Linked DNA regions of Homo sapiens: region 2 is linked to region 1. Evidence: read pairs that join two places in POLR2A ChIA-PET (ENCODE). Cell type or tissue: MCF 10A. All regions are shown on one strand.

Region 1 (8,000 bases):
GCTCCAACCTGGAGGCTGGCAAATTTCACCTCTGTTGCAACTACTCAAATCCGCCACTGTAGCACACAATATGTGAATGAAGGAGCCTGGCTGTGTTCCAATAAAACTTTATTATAAAACAGGCAGTGATTGGGCCAGATTTGAGCCAACCCTGTAATCGTGTATACTGGTCCCTCAAAACTGCAGTGATATTATGGCCAGTTGTTACTAAATGAGATACTTTCTGATGTTTAATCTATGGAAATCTATGGAAGGTAGAGGAAAAAGGTATTGTTGGCTACATTTAAAAAAATGTCTGTCAGGAGAAGAAAAGGAAAAGAATGAGTTAAAAATTGTTATAAGAGTAACACTAAGACAAACAATTTCCAGAATGAACTGACTGGCTAATGACTGATAACTACTAAAGAAGTCCATTCTTCTTTGGATATTTTTAAGAGGATATTTTCTAGAAATGATTTAGGATTAGTCCTGACGTGAAAAAGAGATTAGGTTAGATCAGCGGTTCCTGAAATTGACTACCTAACAGAACCACCTGGTCAGACTTCTGAAGGCTGTATATGCAGTAGAGTTCTCAGAATCTCTGGGGATGAGCCCTGGCATGGTTATTTTTTGGAAGCTCCCTCAGCAATCTGGATGCATTCAGGCCTGTACCAGTCCAAGGATAAGCATTTAAACCAAGCTTGTCCAACCCGCAACCCACTGGCTGCATGTGGCCCAGGACAGCTTTTAATGAGGCCCAACACAAATTCGTAAGCTTTCTTAAAACATTATGAGTTTTTTTTGCAAGCTTTTTTTTGAAGTTCATCAGCTATTATTAGTGTTAGTGTATTTTATGTGCAGCCTAAGACAATTCTTGCAATGTGGCCCATGAAAGCCAAAAGATTGTACTGATTTAGACACTCAGCCTGTGTTCTCAAGATAAACTTCAACAAAACAGCAGTGAGCATAGGTCTTCTCATTTCTTATGTTCTACTAACATGTTACGGATGTCAAATTTGATTTAATTCACCCTCCAAGTATTGGGAGTTCCAGATCAAGAGAGGCCATGTATTTTCTACGCATCTAAGCCTTAGCCATCAAGGTCAGACTCAATTGAAAGCATTTGGTCTTCCCTGAGCACATCACTTTACACTGATTCCTCTCCTCTTTTAAATTCCTAGCAGAGTTAGTGAATGTTTATTGAGAACTTCATCACATGTTGGCCTTTTCATGTGTTTCTCTAGATTTTTCTAAAAAGATTTTAAACATATGAATGGCAGACTTGATAATTTTCTATTATCTACAGTGCTGAGAATAGTGCTATATACAAGGTACCACATTAAATTTTTGTTAAACATGAAAAATTATAGTTTTGGATAAAACCAGGCTAAGTTTTTCTAAAAACAAAATATTTTTAAGGCTAAGACTGCCTACATTAAAAAACACTGTCACAATGTTAGACTTCTAAAAATCGAACATATTATAGTAAGCTATGTCCCAAAGACGTTTGAGGAATCTGAGAATCTGATGACTGTGCCCACAAAAGTATAAGTGAACCCCGGATTTTTCAACCTAGGGAGACTGACAGTAATGTTGTACTACATGTCTCATGCTCATCATTTGTTAACTGCAAAATTCATGAAATTAAAAAAATACAAACCTGTTGCTATTAGATGTCAATATCTATCTTTTTGCATTGACTGTTATCCTCACAAAGATAACACAGCTGAATGGCACCTGGAGTATCACAATGCATTTTGTAGTACAAAATCGAAACACTGCTGTCCCTTCTGCAAGCCAACGAATTATGCCTAGTAGTACATTCTACATTTCATTACATATTTGGGAGGTCTGAGATATAATAAACATTATTACAGTCCTGAGTAGATACTCTCTAATATACTTGTCCTTGAATTTATTTTGTTTTATTAAAAATTACAAATTAGATACATTTATAAAAATGAAAATAACATAGAAGTCTATAAAATTCAACACGAAAGCCCCTTCTTTACTGCCCAGTGGTAACCATTGTTAACAGTTTGATATATATATTTCAAAACTGTTAACTATACATAAACACATGAATACATATATAGTTTTATTTCGAACCAAAATGCAATTATGCTGCACATATTCTGCTTTTTTGATGGAAATCTTATGTGTATATGTGATCTACATAAGTTTTAATCTTCATTGTATTTTTTAGCTGTATCATAATTTATTTAAGCCATCCCTTTACTGATGGACATTGGGCTGTTTATTTGCTTTTACCAACACCACTGCAGTGAACATCCATGTACACACATATTTGTGCATGTGCCCAAAAGAGGAAGGAGAAGAATGAGAGGAAGGAGAAAAATAGAATTTCTGGGGCAGAGGGAACGAGAATTTTAAATCTAAACAGGCACTGCCAAATTGCCTTCCAAATCGCTTAACCAATTTATACAACCATGCTAACAATGTATATTATATCCACTGTCCTATACTCTTGACAAAGCTGGATATTACCAGACTTTTAAACTTGCTCATTTGACAGAGGAACAATGCTATTTTGTTTTATAACTTGCATTTTTCTGATCACCCAAGAAGCTAAGCATCTTTTCATGTATTTTTTAAATAACTGACTTTTTACTTCATCTGTGAATGTCCCTTCCCACCCTCTGCCAATTGTTTAAGGCTTGTGGGTGTCTTTCAAAGTGAACTGTTCGGAATCTTTATGTAACAGGGGTAACCCTTTATGTAACCCTTGGTCTCATATATTTTGAAACATAGACATTTTAATTTTTGCATATTGTTGACTGTCCATTTTTGCCTCTTAACGACTTCTGGTTTTTATAGCTTCAAAAGGCCTTTCTTAGCCAGAAAATTATTCCAATAGTCTGCTTAAAAAAATTTTTTTCCCAGAATTTTATCTTTTATGTTTAATCTACTTGGAACTCCTTTTTGTCTATGGCCTGAGATGGAGACTTGACCTAATCCCTTGCCAAACACAGAGCATTCAAGTTAGTCCTTAAAAGGAATCTAACAAAAAGAAACCCAGTACACAAACTGAGAAGACTTACGACTTACTTTTTTTTTAAAAAGCACAACCTACTACACAGACTCAAACACATTTTTACTGCCGCAACAACACCCAGAGATACGTGTACTTACACAGAATTCAAGTGACTTAAAAGGACAAAACATTGAATAAGATGCAGACTTCCTGACAGTTAGGCAACACTTACCCATTCCCCTTTAACCTCCACCAGGAAAGCAAAGGTTTGAAAGCAAGGCAAAATATATGTTTAATGACATGCTTTATTCTTACAGCATATCTAAACTCTACGCATCTCATCAAGCTGGTGGTTAACTAGCCAATTCGAGGAAAAGGTTTCAACAGGCCTAGGATTACAAGTGAAGCCCAGATATGTTCCCGAAAAAGAGCAACACTTTCTCATTAAGATACAGATCACCTGCAACATTTCCTCATCATCACATTTCATAACATTCCCTTACTTTAGGATGAGAGCGAGCTGCTTCTCTGCACCTTGTGTTGCAACAAAATCCAGTTTCAAAAATATTAGGCTGGTTTGTTTAACATTAAAAAAAAAATTGTAATGAGGTCCTCACTGATGTGACATTGTATTTTCAGAAATTTTAGATTCCTATTATATGGTGTTTACATATTTTACAATTAATCTGCTTTACAGGATACACTACTTCAAATATGAGGCAGTATGAGTAAAGTAGCTTCAGGCTATCAGAAACCACGGTGTAGGAAACAGCAGGTGGTGAAGTCAGAGGAAAGCTGACAGAAACACACCCCGCTGGCTCAAGTTACCATTTGTGTGTACAGAGTGGCATGCCCAAACCAACAGTTCTTTCTGTAAAGGATGAGTAAGGCTGGCACCCAGCATGTTTCAGTCAATAACTGTGTGCTGAATGAAGCCATGGAGTATACTTGAAGAGGTTTTTGCTACTGTTAAGGTGATTTTAACTTTTAAAGATCTGGAGCCTGGGCAACATAGGGAGACTCTGTCTCTACAAAATGTAAAAAAATAAAAATTAGCTCGGTGTGGTGGCACACGCCTCTGAGCTACTCAGGAGGCTGAGGCAGGAGGATCACTTGAGCCTGGGAGGTGGAAACTGCAGTGAGCCAAGATCATGCCACTGCACTCTGGCCTAGGTGACAGAGTGAGACCCTGTCTCAAAAAAAAGAAAAAATAATTTGGGATGTTTGGCCTTGCTTCTTCTAGCCCATGGTAATTACAGAGAAAGCAGCTATTAGGAAAAAAGGGGACACAGGAATTCATTTCTCTAAGTGCCAAACATATTGTTATTTCTAGGTATTTTAGCCTATTAAAGATCCACAGATATGATGTGTATATGGCAAGATGAATGCATGAGTAATAGTAAAATCACCTGTACACCACCCTTTATACTTCAAAGACATACAGTCCTTGGGTAAGAAACATGTTTGTTTCAATTGTTAACTTTCACAGTTCTTTACAAATTCTAGGCCAGGCATGGTGGCTCATGCCTGTAATTTCAGCACTTTGGGAGGCTGACCTGGGAGGATCGTTTGAGCCCAGGCAATTCAAGACCAGCCTGGGCAACACGGAGAAACCCTATCTCTATAAAAATTACAAAAATTAGCTGGGCATGGTGGTGCACGCCTGTGGTTCCAGCTAGTTGGGAGGATGAGGTGGGAGAATCGCTTTGCTTGAGCCCGGGAGGCAGAGGTTGCAGGGAGGCAGAGGTTGCAGGGAGGCAGAGGTTGCAGGGAGGCAGAGGTTGCAGTGAGCCAATATCACACCACTGCACTCCAGCCTGGGCAACAGAGTGAGAACTTGTGTCAACCACAACAAAAAAAAAATCTAAATTATCTTTAAAAAAAAAAAAAATGTTAAGAGTAATGCAGAGTTGACTACTTCTAAGACTCTAAAGAGAGTAACTAGAACAAGGAACTACTATTTTCTTTTAGAAAATGATTTAGATCAACCATGTCTGATTTTCTTTCTTAAACTGGTTCCTATAGTTTTAGTCACATCATAAAATGATTATTAGTTCAAGGAAAGAAACAATAACAAAGCAAAATTCTAAACTATTTTCTGTTACAAAGTAGGAAAGCAGATTAACTGTATAATTCATTACTCTTTTTACATAATTAAAAGTTCACATAATTAAAGGGAAAAAAGATGCTTTGATGCAAAGATACAAAAGTTATTGCAATTATGAGAATGATTTGATAGAGTGTTTTGCACTTATAACTATTTCTTAAAGACTCCTGGCCTCCTTCCACCTTGGAGGATCCTTTTGTGTGTGTATATATATGTGTACATATATACACACACGCACACTAGTATATATTATACATACACATATATATACACACGCACACTAGTATATATATTGTCTATACATCATATATAAAATATATGTATTACATATATATGTATACTCATAGTATATAAGTAGTAATCTAAACTCTGAAATTATCAGACATTTATAGATTTAAAAATAAGAACACACTGTCTTTATCAACTCAATTTTAAAATGATGTTAGGATACATTTTTTTAAATGCCATCTTTCATTTTAATAGAAAAGAAAGAAGATTGAGCTTATACTTTAAAAATCTAGATGCTGGATTATTGGGTTTCATACTCACTGACAATCTCACAATTGTTGAATAAAGTGAAAAAAAGAGGACAGAGGCTAATCTTCAACAGAAATGACCCTCTCACTGGAGTCTTTCTTACCATGACTATGTCTCCTGGCTGGATAGTGATTTCATCATGGCTTCTGGATTCAAAGGGGTACAGTGCCCGGTAATACACCACTTTTACATTTTCCTGTGCAGAAATGGTAAGTGGACCTTTTTCTGTTTACAAAAAAAGGTGGGGGGGACAAAAATAAATAATTACAGAGAACACAAATGTATGACAACAAGCCAAACAACTAACCTCTCCTCTATTGCCTATCTTAACCTCTGAACTATTTCCCTCCATTCAAGGAATTTCTGAAACACATACTGAATGCCAAAGCACAGCCAAATCTGACGTCAGCAACAAAAACCCATGAGAGAGTTCATTAGTGACTCTCTCTAAACAAAGGTCACTCCAAGCCTGGGTGCGGCGAGGCTGCCTAAAGGTCCCTTGTCTCTGCCTCTTTCCTTGGGCTCCAGCAGTGCAGATCTGTAAAGCATCAATACCCGCCCTCCTCCCTACCCAGTGTGTTGAGTACAATGTAGCAGTTAGGATATGACCCAAAGTCTGAATCAGCCAAGGAGTCAACTTGTTTGGGAGGGAACAGAGGCACCAGTTTCCATACTGAAACATGAAAATGCAGATGTTTTAGGCTCTTTAACCTGGTCATATAAAAACTAAGTGCTGATTTTGGTTATACTGATAATCCCCGATGAAGACACTCTTCCTCTACATTTCTTTGGGAAATAATTAGCCTAAGGATGAAACCTAGATGAAAATAATTTAGATTTTACATGAAATAAAATGTTTAAAAATGCACATGAGCGGAGGATATTTTGGATTCTGGTTAGCAAAAACTAGTAACAGACCTTTGGGCATTTTTACTCAAGAGCTACAAGTATTTTGACATATACCTATCTTATCTGAAAAGCAACGAGGGGGAAGTATTATCTCCACATGATTTTGAACTGTATGACATGCAAGATTTCCTACTGACTGAAGGGGAAAAATAAATCCTCATCTTATACTAGGAGGACGCATGAAGAACTTAAACTAACTTCCTAAGATCAATGGTGAAATTATTTTCAGATTAAAAAAAAAACTATCAAAAAATTAATTTGCCCCTCCTATGACATGGTTGCTACTCTGTAGGTCTGATGACCTGCCAGTCTTTCCCCTGGACTGCATGCATCTGAAGGCAGGTAGGTGCCTAATGCAACTCCATACCTCACGCCCATCTCTGCCCACTATGTAGCTGGGGACCAGTAAACCTTTACAGAATAGCTTGAAAGTGTTTTTTCTTTCTTTTCTTTCTGTATACTGAAGCACTAAAGAAGCACATGGATGACCAAGCAAAACTGGTATAATTTACCACACAAAGAAAAAGCAATGACTTGCTTCCACTGAACATTATTTGCAAAACTGTACAATCACACAACCACACAAGAATCTTAAATACATTCTAGCTCACATCAGATATTATAAAGGATAGCTTTTTCTAGCTATTCCGATTAGATTGGTCTTTCATTTATCTTTTTGTTCAGTCTTTCATTTATCCCTTTTTTAAAAAAAAAAGGCAAATTAGGCTAGGCATGGTGGCTCATGCTTGTAATTTCAGTACTCTGAAAGGCCAAGGTGGGAGGATCGCCTGAGGCCAGGAGTTCAAGACCAACCTGGACAACAAAGTGAGACCCCCCATCTCTACAAAAAAAAAAAAAATTAGCTGGGCATGGTGGTGCATGCCTATAGTCTCAGCTCCTTGAGAGGCTAAGACAGGAGGATTGCTTGAACCCAAGAGTTTGAAGCTGCATTTAACTATGAGTGTGCCACTGCACTCTAGCCTAGGCGACAGAGTGAGACACTGTCTCAAAGAAAAAAGAAAAGGAAAGAGAAGAAAGAAAAGAGAAGTAAAGAAAAGGCAAATTATGCTTTTACATTTTTCAAAAAGTAAAAGCAGTTTTATGCAATGCAGACCGAAGACAGCGAATGCCCCATCAGTGGAGGCAAGGGTGAAAGGTGCCACTTTCTGTTGCAGAAACAGCTCAGAAATTCCAGGGAGGGAAATAACAAACCAGAGAAACAGCAGGTTCTTTTGCAGCATATAAGACCACTGGAACTTCACGCCACTTGTTAGCTCCGTAGAGGACTCGTGGATGCCAGTGTAACGTGGGCCAGAGGCTGGCATGGTGGTGGGAGAATTACACAGATCTCAAATGACCCTGGGGAAAGAAGAGCTGGCCATGCTCAAAATAAGAGACTGACGTTCTCATCTGTTAATGTAGCCAAGACAGGTACTGATGAGATAGGGGCATTTTTCAGGAGGCTCTGGGAGA
Region 2 (8,000 bases), 120 kb after region 1:
TTCAAAGTTAACATGTTTGAGTAGGTCAACATAACATAGATCACCTGAGAGAAAGAGGAATGCTGTTCCCTAAAAAACTACAAAATCCTTAGGCCTTCAAGTTCTACAGATTAGAAACATCAAAACTCAAATACATTTCAGATTGTCTTATTATGTAAAACTCATGCCGATAAGCATCCTAATGTGGCTTGAAAATTCTTTTTTTTTTTTTTTTTTTTTTTTTTTTTTAAGATGGAGTTCTGCTCTTGTTGCCCAGGCTGAAGTGCAATGGCACGATCTTGGCTCACTGCAACCTCTGCCTCACAGGTTCAAGCAATTCTCGTGCCACAGCCTCCCGAGTAGCTGAGATTACAGGTGCACGTCACCAAGCCCAAATAATTTTTTTTTTTTTCTTTTGAGACAGAGTCTCGCTCTGTCACCCAGGCTGGAGTGAGGCCTGACTAATTTTTGTATTTTTAGTAAAGACAGGGTTTCACCATTTTGGCCAGGCTGGTCTCAAAACTCCTGACCTCAGGTAATCTGCCCACCTTGGCCTCCCAAAGTGCTGGGATTACAGGCATGGGCCACCGTACCCAGCTGAGGCTTGAAAATTCTTTAACTATTAGTTATAAAGTTAACCAAAAGAAAAAGACCATTCTGCAAAATATATAGGAAGCATGTCCAAATTGTGTTGAAATATCCACCACATTGGCCACTGACAAACAAAACCACCCAAACCAGATAAAGAGAACAATTCCATCCATAAACACATAATGAGAACCCAAAAAAACTGAGGAGTTTCGTGACCTAGCTCTAGTCTCAGATCTGTTCACACATTCATTCTATAATTCTCTAATTTATGCCAGGTAACATGCAGGACCTCATTTTGACTTTATTAGATGGCACCAATCTTCCCTGGAGTGGTTAGACAAGTAGATCATCCATCTTGAAATGTGATATATAAAATGGAAAGGGGAAATGAGACAAAAATTGAGCTCAAGAAAGCCAGGCAATAGACGAACTGATTCACACTGGCTGGTCACACAGACTGTGAAACATGTCACTGTAAACAGTAACTCTACCCTGAAAATGGAGAGGCCAGAAGGATACATCGGCGAGCACTCAGCACAGTTCAATTACCTTGCCATTAACTTACCCACCCAGCCAGACTCATCACTTGCACTAAAAATAGGACATAAATGCTTTTCTAGCATTCCAGCTATGAAAAACTTAAGATAACAAATTTCAAAACATTTATCAGAAAAATATACCAGGAAAAGAGAAAAAGCAATATATATATATTTCTAGTGACAAAAACACAAATTGAGAAAAATGACATTAACACCTTGCTTTGATATGGCACCTATCTGTAAAGAAGCTTAAATACATTTGGAAATTAAAAAAAAAAATCTAATCACAGTAATTCTAACAACATCCCTATGAAATAGGTAGAATGTAAATATATAATTACTTCTGTTTAGCTACTGAAGAAAAGTAGACACATATTTCCCATTCACTGCTAATGACATTCTTGAACTAGCTCAGTCCAGCACTTTGAGCATACCACAGAGCCAAGTCATCAATTACCTTCTAAGTTGTAATAAAGCAAAATATAAATGTGAACCCCACAGTTTTCTATGCTTAAGTACTAAACTCTTAAGAATGCACAAACAAGTATGGCAAAATTGGCTTCAGCTTTAGAAGGAAAACAAATATTCAATTCAGTCTGATGAATCTACTTTTTTAAGAAGTAAAATTGAGAAATAGTTATGATTATTATTAAAACCACTTGAAATGCAGAAATTATAGAGAAGAGTGAAAACTCAATTTCCCACACTCACCAACAGGAACTGACAGCTTTATGCCTCCCTCAAAGGACAAAAGGAATTCAGTTTAAAGTGCAAGGTCAAAGTATACAAAAAGACACACTGGCCTGAGAAACCAAGAGGTTTAACAACAAAGAATGAGTCAACCAATACTTGCTGATCTTGAGTACTAAAAAAAGAGAATTTTTTTTTTTTTTTTTTTTTTACTCAAAAAGGAATTAATTTGTCCCACTGATGGCTAGGAAAAAGGATCACCTCTAAGTGTTTTAAATGTGTTTTTAAGAGCTATTATGAGGTAGCTTTAAAAGTTGGTATATTATTACAGCGTTGAAGGGGTACTTCCTAAATATACCCAATACATCTAACTCCTTTCAAGGCCAACTCTTGGTGAAATAATTCTTTCTTCCTTTCAATACTATTTAGATAAGGCACCACCAAAGCAGTACAGAATGACTAAACCTGAACTTGCTACAGGAATTTCCAAACAGATAAGAACTTGCAAATACGTCCCTATTTAAAAGACAAGGGAAACTTGAAGAAAGTCTCTGATTCCCTGAACGCCGAGTATATCCAGTGAAAACATAAACTCCTTTCTTAAAACATAAGCTCTTCAATGCAGACACTGTCTCCTTAAAGTTGTATTCAGACCTTAGCACCTGTGCCAAGAGTAAATGGTTTCTATTGTCACTATGAAACGCAACTTGCTTTAATAAAAGGAAGTGATGTCTAGAATTTGCTTCAAAATAATCTGGAGTGGAGGGTGGCAGGATGGAGACAAGATTAGCTGAGAGTTAACAGTGACTGTAGCTGGGTAATGATACTACTCTCCTTTCTTTTGTAGATGTTGAAATTTTTCATAATAAAAGGTTAGACAGAAAGAAAAGAAAGCTAGTTTTAGAAAGTAAATCCCCTTTAACTTGACTATTTCTTTGAGAGTTACTTAACAAAGAATTCACAAGGACAGCAATTTAATCTCTTAAATTCTTTAAAGTTATAAAACAATTACAATTACTCTTCAGTTCTTCTGTAGTTCACACAAGTGGAAGAAGCTGAACTAGGAAATTACCTACTCTAGATTAATGTTTTCTCTCTTATATGTCATAAGAATTACATGACATATAAGAATCATATAAATATCAGGAATAAATTAAACCTGATTTAAAAGAATGACGGGTCATTTTTTTCCCTCATCCTAATAAGAGACCCTCTTTCTGAGATAATTAAAGGAAATTATAAGTACCCTAGGAAAACTGTTTCTACCCCCAAATACAGGTTTTAAGTAAAGCTTAACAAATTTTTAACTATCTCTTATATCAGTTCCTACAAGCTAACCTTAGATTAAACTGAACTTTTAAACTGCCTTAACCTTAATAAATGTCCTCATTAATCATGCTATTCCACATTTTAAAACTTTCATTTTTAGGATCCTGCTAAGAATTACAACACACAAAGGAAAACAACCCCTTGACTGTCTTTTAGTGTGAATCGGTACTCAGATGAGTGCCATCAAGATCAATTTAGTCTCTAGCAATGAGTTGAGACATTTGACAATTAAGATTAATGTCTGACCTGTGAGTTGACCCTAATGGACACCTTCCTTAAAGCAGATGCATGGCAGATTAGATAAGTAGTCACATGGAAACAAGGTTATTACTGAATCACATTTCTCTAAGGAGTTATCAGCATTCTACTTATACAGAATTAACCGAAATGCTTTAATGGAACAGGAAAAATAAAAATAAAACATAGCATGGGAAATGAAGACTAACTCACAGGGCTCACATTGAGTCTCTAACAGATGTTACACGGTGGCTTCATTCTCCTCCTTTTTTCCCCCTTTCCTCTCTTTATCTGGTAGCTTTACTTAGGGGCATCGGCTCCAATAGCAAACAAGCACATTATTTAAGCTGTCATTCTTGCACACATTCCCAACCTACTTGGCAGAGTGGATATTTCTAAAATGGATAGCAACTACAAATATTAAAATAGAGAAATTCATCAAAATGCAAATGAAAACTGGTCACTGAGTTCCCTAAATCTACATTTAGTATTTCAAATATTTGGAAACTGCATTAAGCACAGGAGTTATTTAAAGGAGTTTAATAAATAATCATGTCAGATATCTGTAAAATGGACACAAAAGGTACCTTTTAGTAACATATTTATAAGGAATTCAATCTGTTCATTGCAGGAGACAAACCAGTTCTCAGATCTCTACCGAGAACAAAAAATATTTCACACATTCACCTCAGCAGGGTGGATTTCCAGCACTGGGAAGAGCCAGATGACTCAAGACTCAGCCATGTTTCCATGGCTTGAAGAAAAGATGATTAATGATGCAAAACAACTAGGCATGGGGAACTTGTACAATGGCTTGCTTACCCAAGATCAGCTGCTAGCTAAAAAATGCTTCAACCTCTGATAAACAGGGCCCTCAATGGACAGGTTCAAACAGGGGCTTGGTTCTTGAATGACTCACATTAAGCTTATCTAGCACATCCGTCACAAAAAGACAGTAGGACTAAAATCAACTTATTATCAAGCTCTTCACTTTTAGATCATTGAAATGACTGCACAAATCCCAAAATATGAAAAGATGATCTCTGAGTAAAAGCAGGAGGAAAAAAAAAAAAGTCAGCGCCTGATTCCCCAGGAGCTGATTATCCAGTCTGAGAATCGCCAAGGCACCTTATTTCCTCAGGCCAACTGTCTACCTTTCATCATTCTGGTCCCTTTCACTCTTGCCATGGTGAGAGGGAAGAGAAAGAGAGTGTTTGGTTAAGTAAATAGTTCATATATTTGAAGGAGGAAATTCAAGAAGAGAAAAAGAGAACAAGGGTAAGATAAAATTAATCTTATAAATACTTGTCTATTTCATCTACGACCTTTACAACTGCCGATTGGCAACATAACAAATAAAGCAATAGATACTACTAAAAGTACAAAACTAAGTGATCCTAGTGTGACAATAAATATAAACAATGTTCAGAAGCCATATGGGGAAAAAAAAAAGGGCTCAAGCCTGCAATCCCAGCACTTTGGGCAGCCGAGGTGAGTGGATCACCTGAGGTCAGGAGATCAGCCTGGCCAATGTGATGAAACCCCGTCTCTACTAAAAATACAAAAATTAGCTGGGTGTGGTGGTGCACACCTGTAGTGCCAGCTACTGGGAGGCTGACACACAAGCATCACTTGTACCCGGGAAGCAGAGGTTACAGTGAGCCAAGATGGTGCCACTGTATTCTTCCAGCCTGGGCAACAGAGAGAGGCTCCATCTCAAAAAAAGAAAGAAAAGAAAAGAAAGAGGCTGGGCACTATGTGGCTCATGCCTGTAACCCCTGCACTTTGGGAGGCCGAGGCGGGTGGATCACCTGAGGTCGGGAGTTCGAGACCAGCCTGACCAACATGGAGAAACCCCGCCTCTACCAAAAATACAAAATTAGCCGGGCGTGGTGGCGCATGCCTGTAATCCCAGCTACTAGGGAGGCTGAGAAGCGAGAATCGCTTGAACCTGGGAGGCAGAGGTTGCGGTGAGCTGAGATTGCGCCATTGCACTCCAGCCTGGGCAACAAGAGTGAAACTCCATCTCAAAAAAAAAAAAAAGAAAAGAAAGAAAGGAATTATATAGGAGGATATATAACAAAACACCAATAGTTGTCCTGAGTAGCCAAATAGAACACAACCTCTACTTGCTTGTATTTAATGCATATTTAAAATTTTTTCTGTAATTAGTATGTAGTTTTTTTTTTAAGCACATAATCTTTTGGTATGGCAAAATGACCCCCAAGAAAGCACTTTTCATTTTAAATATAAAAGGAGCTATTGTAGGAACTGCTCTATAAAACTGGTTCCAAGGCCAGGCGCGGTGGTTCATGCCTGTAATCCCAGCACTTTGGGAGGCCGAGACGGGTGGATCACGAGGTCAGGAGATCAAGACCACCCTGGTTAACACGGTGAAACCCCTCTACTAAAAATACAAAAAAATTAGCCGGGCATAGTGGTGGGCGCCTGTAGTCCCAGCTACTCAGGAGGCTGAGGCAGGAGAATGACGTGAACCCGGGAGGCGGAGCTTGCAATGAACCCAGATCTCGCCACTGCACTCCAGCCTGGGCGACAGAGCGAGACTCCGTCTCAAAAAACACGAAAACAAAAACAAAACAAAAAATAAAATAAAATAAAATAAAATAAAATAAAATAAAATAAAAACTGGTTCCAAACTAAGCGGAGGCATCAAATAGCATGAAAATAATCTGTTTACTTTCTTTTGTTTTTTGAGACGGAGTCTCACTCTGTCGCCCAGGCTGGAGTGCAATGGCATGATGTCAGCTCACTGCAACCTCTGCCTCCTGGTTCAAGCAATTCTCCTGCCTCAGAATACGTTACTTTCTTGCTATTTTGTTCATTAATTCAACAAACATTTATTAATCAGCTATCATGCATTAGATCCACTGTCTGCAGAGATGCCAAAAATGGTAATAAAGATGTAACTAGTTAATTCTCGTTCTCATGAAGCTTGATACCATAGGCTACAGGCTGCAGAGCTTCCTGCCTGCCCCCAACCTCTCAGCTTCAATACCCCTCAAAAAACCTAGGAAACCTTCTTAAATATCGCTCCATACAAACACATAGTACTGTTATCCAAATATTTGCTGCCCTTCCTTAACAGACCCTTTCCTACCTGTCCATCCCCGGGCGGGTAAATATTTCTTGCTTACTGAGGCCCTGCATGACCACGTGACTTGCTTTTGGCCAATGAAGTATGAGTTGAAATGGCACATGCCACTTTTGAGGTTCTACCATGGCATGAAGCCCACAAAGAGCCTTAAACTGAGAAACAAAGTTTTGTTGTCGTAAACTACTGAGATTTGGAGATTGTTACCACAACATAATTTAGCAAAAGCTGACTAATTAATATACCCGACTAAACTTTGACACAACAGAGAATATTAAATAACCTACGAGCAAGGGATACAAATAAGTAATCTCCACCCTGGCTGTGCTGACTCTGGTTTACAACTTAATGTTCTAAGTGGTAGATGAGGATAATTTGGTCCAGAAACCATGCAGTCATTAACCTACTGATTGCTTTGCTGTGTTTTCTCTCCAAAAGTCTGGGCAGGACTTCAGACATTTGGTGGACTTCAGACATTTGGAACCTTCCTTAAAGAAAAATGCAGAAAGTATGGCACCAGGCCACGCACATCGGCTCACGCCTGCAATCCCAGCACTTTGGGAGGCTGAGGTGGGTGGATCACTTGAGGTCAGGAGTTCAAGACCAGCCTGGCCAACATGGCGAAACCCTTTCTCTATAAAAACACAAAAATTAGCCGGGTGTGGTGGTGCATGCCTGTAATGCCAGCTACTCGAGAGGCTGAGGCATGAGAATCGCTTGAACCCAGCAGGCAGAAGTTGCAGTGAGCCGAGATTGCGCCATTGCATTCCAGCTTGGGCAACAGACAGAGACCCTGTCTCAAAAAAAAAAAAAAGAAAAAAGAAAAGAAAGAAAAAGAAAATACGGCACCAATGAAAACATTCCTCAGCACTGTCCTGAGTTAGAGAAAGAAAAGAACAAAAACAGAAAGAAAATATTCCACAGGACACAAGACAACAAACATCCAGAGGAATAAAACCCCCACTGCTTCCCCTTGAAATAAATTAACTAGAAGTTATTTTTCTTAATTAGAAGATATTTGCTTTAGAAACAATAAAATGCAAAAGAACATTATATCTATTACATAGGAATAAAGTGTTATGAAAAAGACAGCAGGCCAAGCGAACTAGAAATGCACCTAAAATAAAATGACAGATTAAAAACAAAAGGATGGGCTGGGCGCGGTGTCTCACGCCTGTAATCCCAGCACTTTGGGAGGACCAGACAGGCGGATCACGAGGTCAGGAGATCAAGACCATCCTGGCTAACACGGTGAAACCTCGTCTCTACTAAAAATACAAAAAAATTAGCTGGATGTGGGGGCGGGCACCTGTAGTCCCAGCTACTTGGGAGGCTGAGGCAGGAGAATGGCATGAACCTGGGAGGCGGAGCTTGCAGTGAGCTCTGCCACTGCACTCCAGCCTGTGTGACAGAGCGAGACTCCGTCTCAAAAAAAAAAAAAAAAAAAAAAAGGATAAGGATCAAAAAACACACAAAAAAGGGAGGACTGCTAAATTTAATAAGCCTTTCAAGGCAAAAACTGT

What was found. Peaks named below come from ENCODE experiments on the same cell type or tissue, not always from the same donor. Only the 100,000 strongest peaks of a DNase experiment are listed, where the experiment ranks them.
Region 2: POLR2A ChIA-PET joins it to region 1 with 21 read pairs; 2 of 35 experiments call an interaction of 5 or more read pairs at or near these places.

What each region holds. Positions count from the first base shown.
Region 1 is chr21:33,797,651-33,805,650 of GRCh38, reverse strand. It overlaps ITSN1 (intersectin 1), which reads right to left. Exons shown (of 40, transcript NM_003024.3): 19 at 5,722-5,843; 20 at 3,207-3,221. Among named protein-coding and RNA genes, the nearest start is that of ATP5PO, 110 kb to the left of the region's middle. RefSeq lists an enhancer at 3,488-3,989. In MCF 10A, no CTCF peak of the experiment used is centred here; DNase peaks (open chromatin) are centred at 3,420 and 3,790.
Region 2 is chr21:33,679,627-33,687,626 of GRCh38, reverse strand. The region is part of intron 1 of ITSN1 (intersectin 1); the gene reads right to left. Among named protein-coding and RNA genes, the nearest start is that of ITSN1, 41 kb to the right of the region's middle. In MCF 10A, no CTCF peak of the experiment used is centred here; a DNase peak (open chromatin) is centred at 4,146.